Linked DNA regions of Homo sapiens: region 1 is linked to region 2. A link is an interaction called in ENCODE POLR2A ChIA-PET data of the cell type or tissue named here. Cell type or tissue: GM12878. All regions are shown on one strand. Links, peaks and the distances in the headings refer to the core of each region. The heading gives the core; the rest is flanking DNA. Region 1 overlaps FERMT2 (FERM domain containing kindlin 2). Region 2 overlaps GCH1 (GTP cyclohydrolase 1).

What was found. Peaks named below come from ENCODE experiments on the same cell type or tissue, not always from the same donor. Only the 100,000 strongest peaks of a DNase experiment are listed, where the experiment ranks them.
Region 1: POLR2A ChIA-PET joins it to region 2 with 10 read pairs; 2 of 35 experiments call an interaction of 5 or more read pairs at or near these places.

The regions. Positions count from the first base shown.
Region 1 is chr14:52,929,828-52,935,207 of GRCh38, forward strand. The region is part of intron 2 of FERMT2 (FERM domain containing kindlin 2); the gene reads right to left. LOC105370500 (a long non-coding RNA gene) reads left to right here. Exons shown (of 3, transcript XR_943867.3): 3 at 1-407. Among named protein-coding and RNA genes, the nearest start is that of FERMT2, 19 kb to the right of the region's middle. In GM12878, for the core only: no CTCF peak of the experiment used is centred there; no DNase peak of the experiment used is centred there.
Region 2 is chr14:54,888,315-54,893,694 of GRCh38, forward strand. The region is part of intron 1 of GCH1 (GTP cyclohydrolase 1); the gene reads right to left. Among named protein-coding and RNA genes, the nearest start is that of GCH1, 12 kb to the right of the region's middle. RefSeq lists an enhancer at 2,400-2,649. In GM12878, for the core only: a CTCF peak has its summit at 5,047 (motif pointing left); a DNase peak (open chromatin) is centred at 2,657; H3K27ac peaks cover 2,417 bases.

The sequences.
Region 1 (5,380 bases), core at 188-5,187, 2.0 Mb before region 2:
GGAGGAGGGTGCTATCTTTCTTTCCTAATAGATTATAAACTGTCTAAGAAGACAAAGGCAATGTCTATTTTGATCACCATTGTATTTTCAGCACCTAGCACAGTGCTGGGCAGGCAAGAAATATTTAACAAATGAATTAATCCTCCTTTTGAAAATTTTAAAGATCTCTCATTACTCAAAACAATCTCAACAAGAAACTTATTTTTAAACCATCAATAAAAGCAAATACAAGTTTTACTAATTTATAATTAGTAAAATTATAATTTACTAATACAAGTTGTATGTCTGAAGAATCCATTTTATCTTCAACTTCAGAATTAAAATATACTTCAATACTAACTAGAAGAGTGGCAGAGATTCCCCTAGAAAAAGGAAATAAAACTGAACAGACATCCTGTTCTCTCTCACATCTTCTAAAAAGAATGAATTTCTTTGCTCAAGACAATCTCTATTGTGCAAAGTGTTTATGTTCTAAAAGTCCACTTGTAAGTCTGAGAATTCAGATTCATCACAGAAAAACACTACATAGTTAGGTTCCAAATCATACAATAAATTACCCAACCAAAAATAACCTGACCTATATGACTAGCAACACTCTACCTTACCAACTGTATCATAAAGCCTTTTGCAGAATGTTTCAACTTGAGAAGTAAGAAAAACTGCAAGCAATGGCACCTGCAGAGAGTGAGTTGGATGGGGTAAGAAAGGGAATGCTGCTGCCAAGTTGTGAGGGAGACAATGGCTTCCTGAGGAATATCAAATTGTAGGGCACCTGGCTACTCCCTAGTCATCTTTCCCAGAATACCAAGAATTAACCTATTTCCAGTTTCCCAGATACAATTTGTTGTTGTCTTAGGCCTGGGTTTCTTTTCTTTACTAAACGATGACAATAGAAGAGTTTTTAACTTGCTTTCCTTTCCAATGCCTGAAACTCTTCTGATGTTTCTACTGAGACTCTATTGCCAATAATGTGTAAAGACAGGGCCTACAAGTAAAATTAATGCTTAAGTTTGTAAAAACGATGTTTATAATATTATCCTTAATATTGATTGAAATGTAAAGGACACTAGACATTAATCTCAATATTCAATCATACATTGTCTTTACTCTTGACCCCTTTAGGTCTTTCTCCTCCCAAACTTCTCTTTCGATTTTAGAGTTGGGGATCATGGGGCATCCTGCTTTTAGGATGTGCCCTCCTGTTCTGATCTCTTTAGTCACTCAGACCTTTAAAAAGCGAAAGAGGAGGCAAACAGATGAAGAGTGTGGCTCTTCAGGTGTATAATCAATGCACTAATTAATAAATACTTTCCAAGTAACTATCATATGCCAGGCACTAAGTTGGGCAATGGAATATAAAAATTAATAAGAATTACCATCCCAGTGGCACTTACAGTCCAAGTGAGAGACACAGACAAGTAAAATGAGCTAAAAATATAAAAGAACAAAATGTCACAGAGGCAACCAACATTAAACGTGAAAGATTAATTAGGTTAACATGGCATTTTTACCTGGGTCTTAAAAGATGTGGGAGTTCAAATGTGCTAAGAGAAACCATCCTGTAGACAATGGAGGCTCTCAGATTGTTTTATTAACATAATTTTGATTTGATTATGAAGCACAAATTAGAGTCTGGCAGAAAATTTACCACAACATTCTAGAGAGCAGGGCCTGACATAAGGCAGAAGGTGAAGAGAAGGAGGCAAATATGAGGGAGTTGTCTAAGCTAGAATCATGGGTCTCAAGGACACTGATTTCAGATGAGAGAGGACAGCTGGAAGGTGAAGAGGGGAAGCTAGAAAGTTCCTAGCTTGATAATTAAATAGATGATAATAGCACTAAGATTTGTTTACTGAACATTTAGTATGTACCAAGCACTTAACACATTCTCATTTAATTCCAACAAAAAATGTTAAAAGGGGCGGGCGCGGTGGCTCACGCCTGTAATCCCAGCAACTCCGGGAGGATGAAACAGGCGGATCACCAGGTCAGGAGATAGAGACCATTCTGGCTAACATGGTGAAACCCTGTCTCTACTAAAAATACAAAAAATTAGCTGGGTGTGGTAGCACACGCCTGTAGTCCCAGCTACTCGGGGGGCTAAGGCAGGAGAATCACCTGAACCTGGGAGGCAGAGGTTGCAGTGAGCCCAGATCGTGCCACTGCACTCCAGCCTAGGCGACAGAGCGAGACTCCGTCTCAAAAAAGAAAAAGAAAAAAATGTTAAAAGGTAAATACTATTATAATCTCTTTGTTTTATAGATGAGAAAACGGGGGGTGGAGCCAAAGGACAGAGAAGTTACATAACTTGGCTAAAGTTCATAAAGTTAGCATATGTAGGAATTAGGATTTGACTCTAGATGAGTGTGATTTCAGAGGTGGCACTCTTAAATTACATGCCATTAGCCAAGATAAAGTTACGCAGAAGAGAAGCAAGTCTGGGTATGTTGAATATGAGGCCAAAAGACTAATGTTAGGACTCATTTACATTTCACAGTAAAATCCTGATGATTATCCTGCACATCTCTTAAGGAAATAGGTATTTAGGAGAAAGAAGATAGAACATCCACAAGGAGGCAAAGAGATTATTAAATAAAGGAATATTTTTATTATGCATGTCTTTCTCTGATTTAATAATGGCAACCACAGACAAACTCAAAGAGGTTATGGTTAGCAGCCATATAACTACTTGAAGAATGCATATACTAATATGCAAAATTAAACAGACTTTGAAACAACCAAAGAACACAAATGGCTATGAATGCAAAGAAGCAATTAAGAAAAATAATAACAATAATGTACTCACTTTTGGTTTTATACTAGAAATTAAGACTTCTACTGTCCAAAAATAATTGGAATAACTTCTGAGTCATTCCTCTCTTCCTTAAGACTGTTCATTGGTAATTAGATTATTCTAGAAAGACCAGAAGTGAATTCCTAAATTACTCTTAATCTATTTCTAGAGGGACAACCCTCCCTTCTAGAACTACTCTGTATTCTAGAGGAAAAGAATTCTCAACAGTGCAATCTACAACACTATCATCCAGGACCTAACTGAAGTTTTTATAATATGAGTTTCCACAACCATGAAAAACAGGAAAAGAATACCCAACATATACTTTTGAACTCTGCTGAATCTTATTCTCTCATATAGCGTTATTATTAATCAACAAAATGTAAAACAACAAAGAAATGAACAAAAAAAAACACTGGCGATGAAGCATACAAATATTTCCTCCCTATACTTCTGCCCCCACCCCATCCAGCAAAGTAAGGAAAGGCCTACACCAAGATCACAGAACAGTCATTATAGTAATCTAATCCTTATATCTTTGAAATTAGATAATATGTATCTCTACAAGTTATATTTTACTTTTTCCTCTCCCTCAGCTTTTCTTTCCATCCAAGTATTACGGAGTCTATCCCTTAAGCAGCTGTTAATTTGTTCCTTCCTTTCCTTTTACATTGCCTTAGTTCAGGTCCCCAACATCTCTACCCTGAATTACTATAACACCATTTTTTACAACACTATCCAGAGTTGTCTCTTAAAATGCAAACTTGATCAGTTTATTTGTCCACTTAAAAACTTTCCAAGTCTGGGCCAGGCACGGTGGCTCACGCTTGTAATCCCAGCACTTTGGGAGGCTGAGGTGGGGGGGAATCACCTAAGGTCGGGAGTTCGAGACCAGCCTGACCAACATGGAGAAACCTCGTCTCTACTAAAAATACAAAATTAGCCGGGCATGGTGGCACATGCCTGTAATCCCAGCTACTTGGGAGGCTGAAGCAGGAGAATTGCTTGAACACTGGAGGTGGAGGTTGTGGTGAGCCGAGATCACGCCATTGCACTCCAGCCTGGGCAACAAGAGCAAAACTCCGTCTCAAAAAAAAAAAAAAAAAAAAAAAAAAAGGGAAAAGAAAAAAACCCCAAAACTTTCCGAGTCTGTTACTGAAGTATCTTATAATCCGTTAACAGGTTCCACAAATCTGTGCCCCACATTGCCTTTTTCTAGTAGCTCTTACCACACCCAGATGCAGCTTTTGTTCTGGCCTAGTTTGTGGAACAAGCTGGTGTTTCAGATCTCCTTGATAGGCACCTTTTCCTTTCCCCCTTTATCAAACTGGCAAAATCATGCACCAGTACCAGCTCAAATATTACCACCTCTGAATCTTCACTGACCCACCTGTCAAAGCAGCAAAGTATACCTTAGCACTTTGAATGATATAATTCATTTATGTAACTAATTTCCCCACTAGATTAAGTCTTTATCCTGTGTCTCAAAAGCAGAGACCAGAACTAATAAATATTTATAAACTACTACTTGTAATATACAAATATTTGTAATATACAGGCAGCATGTAAAGCAATCTTAATAATCAATTGAAAAATTATAATTATTCCAAGATAAAAGTTCATGTTAAAAACATTAAAAACTCTTACTGTTGATTATAAATGTACATATGGAAATGGAAAAAATAGCAAAACTAGTGTTTATTTAGTGTACTGTAATTAAAACATTAAAAACATTGAGAAGTGTTACTTTTCTTTGTGAAAACTTAACAAGAATAGCTTAAATAGTGCTTGTCTTCTAATCATATAATTTATGATGTGGAGCAAGTATCTTTTATGCCTTGGCAAGCTGTCACACTCCTTCCTAAGTCTGGATCAACTTAAAACATTTTGTCCTTTGCTCTTTCAGTATCATGAAATATCTCTGACAGCTCCTTCAGTATGCAAAGTTTTTGCTAGTGTCACTTCCTCTGGGACATCTTCATCCTTTTTGTCATACCACTTGTATCATGTATGTAAGTTTACCTTCACTAAATTCCTTTGGCTGTATATCTATAGTCTTTCAAATGGTGAAAGCATCCACATTTCCATGGTGAGCTATTTCTTCTTTAACTCCATTTATATTTGATTCAACTATCACTTCTAGTATTTCATGAACACTTTTTGTTAATTCATTGCAGTTTTATCTCTGTTGGTCAACTCTTTCAATTATCCATTTTTTTAAAACATCATGAGTTTCTCATGGGGGACAGAGAGGCAACACTAACACTTCTGTGTGTGAACTGTATGCACAGTGGCCAATCACAGATAGACTTTGAAATAAGTGACATGACTTGTCACTGACTGTGATGAGCTTCTGTTATTTACATAGTGCTTTGTGGACTGAAGAGTTAGCCAGCAAGTTTTGTACTTTATGCAGTTACATCTTAGTTAATGTATAAAGTTAAAAGATAAAGTATGGTGGCAACTAAAATGTGAGCCATGTTGTTAGACAATTAGTGTTATTTAATAAGTAAACGTGCAAATTGCAACGTCCAAAGTGCTGTTTTCAAAAATGTCTGATGTCATATTAAAAAAAAAGTTTTTAAT
Region 2 (5,380 bases), core at 123-5,122:
ATGACAATTCTGACAGGCCCACCCATGCTCAGAGACCTCGGCATGACAATTTAACTCCTAGTCCTACTGCCTCTCCCTTCAGAACAGACCCAGAATAGTCAAGTGACTCACCTACCTAAGTTCATAAACCAGTTAGCATATTACTAGCCCAGGCTAGCTGTTCTTCCCATTACAGCAGCACAAAGCTTTGTTGACATACTAGTTTTTTTTTTTTTTGAGATGGAGTCTCACTCTGTCGCCCAGGCTGGAGTGCAGTGGCATGATCTCCGCTCACTGCAAGCTCTGCCTCCCGGGTTCACACCATTCACCTGCCTCAGCCTCCCGAGTAGCTGGGACTACAGGCGCCCACAACCACGCCCGGCTAATTTTTTTTTTTTTTTTTGTATTTTTAGTAGAGACAGGGTTTCAGCGTGTTAGCCAAGATGGTCTCGATCTCCTGACCTGGTGATCTGCCCACCTCAGCCTCCCAAAGTGCTGGGATTACAGGCATGAGCCACTGCACCCAGCCTATACAACTAGTTTAAGAAATACCAAGGAGATTTCAGAATTAGATCAGTGAACAGAATTTCCAACATGCTAAATATGAAGCTGAAAGATGTGCATCTACTTTTTATAAACTACTTCACTTATAAACAGCCCCAGCCCTCAAAAAGCTGTTTACTGTGGTGGAGGAGGGGTAGAAGGGGAGAAAGAGATGACACCAAAATGAAAGGACACGCAGCATGGGATAAGTATGGCCTCCGTGGAGGCAAAGCCTGACAGCACTAACAGCTGGAGGCTGTCAGCAAACTGTTCCTTGAAGCTGAAGGGCAGATTCTTTTTGATAGGCCATCAGAGAGGCATACCTCCAGGGCTGCCCATGTGATAAACGATAAATGGTGGGGTCAATTAGAGGGGTATGATCTACAGCAGCTATGCCTTAAAGTCAACTAGTCAGCGACCTCACTGAGTTAAGGCCTCTCATCTGATCTCCAGGCACGCATAGCCCTTCCTCACTGCTAACGAACACTGTACCACAAATGCCTAGACCACACAGGTAAAATTATATTTTAAGCTATTTTAGTGAGAGATTCCTTGTTTGGGATGTTTGCCAATGGCCTCTATTGAACTGAGTTCTGATTCCTGCTTAGGACAAATAAAAACTAATGTGTGATACATAAAACACATCACACTTCACAGGAAGAGCCATGGCCTCTTAGGACTGCACATCACAAACATTTGGACCAACTGGACCTCGAAAAATTCACCCAGAATTCAGTCACGGCCAATTTCCTCACCTAAACCTGGCTGCTTGTTCACAGAAGTCTCCATAAGCAACAGTTGTTGATAAGCAAGAGGCAGCAGCCACCTCCCCATGGTTGCCAACCAAAAACAAAAAGGACAGTAAAATAAATTACAGGAGGAGGGCAGATAATAAAGGCCAAACATTGCAAAAGAACAAACCTCAGGATCTTCACCTGGGTCTCCAGCTCCAGCAAGGAAATGAGACAGAGTGGTTTCTCAGATTAACTGTGCACTAAACTATGCACTAAACTAAAATACTAAATTGCCCTATATGAGGAAATGCGATGGAAGATAAGAAAAAAATGCCAAAAAATGTAGCAAGAGGCTACAACAGAACAAAACCTCACAGCAATGGTGAGGAAAGACAACAGAAAATCAATCAAGTGTTTTTTGCAAGGAAAAAACTTATTCAATTTTAGAAAAATCACTTTGGCATGAATGGATCAGAGCAGGACAAGCTAGGAGGCAAGAAGGCCAGTTAAGAGGTTATTGTAATTTAAGTGAAAGATGACTCAGATTCTAGAAATATTCAGGTGGTATATGTGTCAGAACTTTGTGAGCATGATTAGCCAAGGGGATTCACGAGAAAGAATAATTGCAGATAAAACAAATAACCAGGCCGGGAGCGGTGGCTTACGCCTGTAATCCCAGCACTTTGGGAGGCCGAGGTGGGCGGATCACCTGAGGTCAGGAGTTCGAGACCAGCCTGACCCACACGGAGAAACCCCATCTCTATTAAAAACACAAAATTAGCCAGGCTTGGTGGCGCATGCCTATAATCCCAGCTACTTGGGAAGGCTGAGGCAGGAGAATCGCTTGAACCTGGGAGGTGGAGGTTGCGGTGAGACGAGATCGCGCCATTGCACTCCAGCCTGGGCAACAAGAGCAAAACTCCATCTCAAAAAATAAATAAATAACCAGGTTACAAAGACTAGATGAAGTAGCAACATGTGTCAGGTTAAAATTCATTACAAGGGTTGACTATGGCCAGAATGAACTTTAAAGACATCAGATAAAGGAGCTGGCCCTAATGCCATTAATATTGATCTTTTAAAAGTTTAAAATAAATCTAATTGCCTTGAAAACTCCATTTAATTTTAACTCTGGTACAGGTAACTATGAATGTTAGTGTATGCCTTTTATTGAAAAACACTTAGACCATAATCTCTAAACCAGCATGGACACGTTCTGCAAAAAACAAACAACCCAAAAAAACTCAAAATGAATTTCCTTCTAGGTTCAACTCAAAAGCTACTTTCTCCATAACATCTGGACTTTCCTGTCTCTCCACCAGAAGCACCCAGCTTCCCTCTGACTACACAGAACCCCTTTACTCCTTGAAGGCCAAGATCAGGCCAACAATCATCTTTGTTTCCCCTTTAACAGTGACTACTCATAGAGACCATCTACAGTTCCACTTTTCACAGTTTCAGTTACCCTTGGTCAAACATGGTCTGAAAATACTAAATGAAAAACTCCAGAAATAGACAATTCATAAGGTTTTTTTGTTTGTTTTCTTTTTGAGACAGAGTCCCACTCTGTCATCCAGGTTGGAGTGTAGTGGCACAATCTCGGCTCACTGCAACCTTCGGCTCCCAAGTTCAAGCAATTCTCCTGCCTCAGCCTCCCTAGCAGCTGGGATTACAGGTGTGCACCACCATGCCCAGCAAATTTTTTTGTATTTTTAGTAGAGATGGGGGTTTCACCATGTTGGCCAGCCTGGTCTCGAACTCCTGACCTCAAATGATACGCCCTCCTTGGCCTCCCAAGGTGCTGGGATTACAGGCATGAGCCATCATGCCTGGCATTTTTTTTTTTTTTTTTTTTTTTAAACAGAGTCTCCCTCTGTCACCCAGGCTGGAATGCAGTGGTGCAATCCCAGTTCACTGCAACCTCCGCCTCCCGGGTTCAAGTGATTCTCGTGCCTCAGCCTCCCGAGTACCTGGGATTACAGGCACATGCCACTATGCCTGCTTAATTTTTGTACATTTTGTAGAAATGAGGTTTGGCCATGTTGGTCAGGCTGGTCTCTAACTCCTGAGCTCAAGTCAGTGACCTGCCTCGGCCACCCAAAGTGCTGGAACTGCAGGCATGAGCCATCGCATCCAGCCAACAATTCATAAGTTTTAAAATGCACGCTATTCTGAGTATTGCGATGAAATCTCCAGCCCTTCTGCCCAGAATATGAATCAATCCTTTGTCCAGAGCATCCACATTGTCTATGCTTCCTACCTAATAGTCACTTAGTATCCATCTCAGTGATCAAATCAACCTTCAGTTTTGCAGTGTTTGTTTTCAAGTAACCCTTATTTTACTTAACAATGGCCCTAAACCACAAGAGTAGTGACGTTGGCAATTCAGTTATGCCAAAGAGAAGCTGTGTTTCCTTCAAGTGAAAAAGATTAAAGTTCTCAGTTTATTAATGAACAAAATCATTACGCTGAGGTTGCTAAAACTATATTAAGAACAAATCTTCTATCTGTGAAACTGTGAAGGAGGAAAAAAAAATTCATGCTAGTATTGTTATTGTACTTCAGACTGCAAAAGCTATGGCCACAGCACATGGTAAGTGCTTAGTTAAGATGGAAAAGGCATGAAATTTGTGGGTAGAAGACACAAACAGAAATTTATTCTGAATGATGGCAATCCAGTTTGGTACTACCCTCAGTTTCAGGCACCCACTGGGGGTCTTGGAACAGATCCCCAAGGATAAGGGGAACTACTGTATCTTCAATTCTAAGGTTTTCTTGAAATAAGGAAATTAAAATATAATATGTGTTGAGAATATACAACATTGTACAGAATGAATTACTGATGTGGTGGCTCACGCCTGTAATCCCAACACTTTGGGAGGCAGAAACGGGCGGATCATCTGAGGTCAGGAGTTCAAGAACAGCCTGGCCAACACGGTGAAACCCAGTCTCTACTAAAAATACAAAAATTAGCCAGGCATGGTGGTGGGCACCTGTAATCCCAGCTACTCAGGAGGCTGAGGCAGGAGAATTGCTTGAACCCAGGGGACAGAGGTTGCAGTGAGCCAAGATCACACCACTTCACTCCAGCCTGGGCGGAAGAGCAAGACTCTATCTCAAAAAATAAAAATAAAAATAAAATAGATGTTTTTAATGTGGATGAACCTTGAAGACATTTTGCAAAGTAAAATAAGCCAGACATGAAGGACAAACATTGTATGTTTCCGGCCGGGTGCGGTGGCTCATGCCTGTAATCCCAGCACTCTAGGAGGTTGAGACAGGCCAATCACTTGAGGTTAGGACTTGGAGACCAACCTGGCTAACATGGTGAAACCCTGTCTCTGCTAAAAATACAAAAATTAGCCGAGCATGGTGGTGGGCACCTGTAATCCCAGCTACTCGGGAGGCCGAGGCAGGGTAATTGCTTGAACCTGGGCGGCAGAGGTTTCAGTGAGCTGAGATCATGCCACCGCACTCCAGCCTGGGTGACAGAGCAAGACTCTGCCTCCAAATAAATAAATATTTCTACTAATGGGCTCCAATAGAATAAAATTCTAGTAAATGAATGTCCTCTTGGCCTTGAGTATAACAGATTTAACTTGGTTCAGATACTCTTTGCATAACCCAACACAAATTATATCCCAATCTAATTACTATAGACTCTAGCAAATTTATAACCATGGGAAACATATTTGTTTGCATAACCTGGAACTGAGAATTGTTCACATAATCCAGGATTCATAATCTGGGATCCAATGATTAGACAGTTGCCCTCTCCTGGTGAGTTTTAACACTGCAGTCTACTCAACCAAATACTAGACTCAAATTACAGTCCTCATATAGAAATCACTGGCAAATGAGTCAGGTGGGGAATGCCCAGGCATGGAAGGGTTTCTAGAGGTGGACAAAGCAAATAGCAGAGAAAATACAAAAGCGGGGATAGGTGAGGAAGAAGGGAGAAATCATTCAAATAAATCAGTAAAATATTATTATTAAAATTAAATCACCTACCAGAGATTACAATGATTCTCTTTCTATATCATCCTCTCAGCTCCGCCACTTTCAAGATACAGTCTTGGGAAAGTTCTCTCTGTGCCCCAATTTCCTTATGTATAAAATGGGAA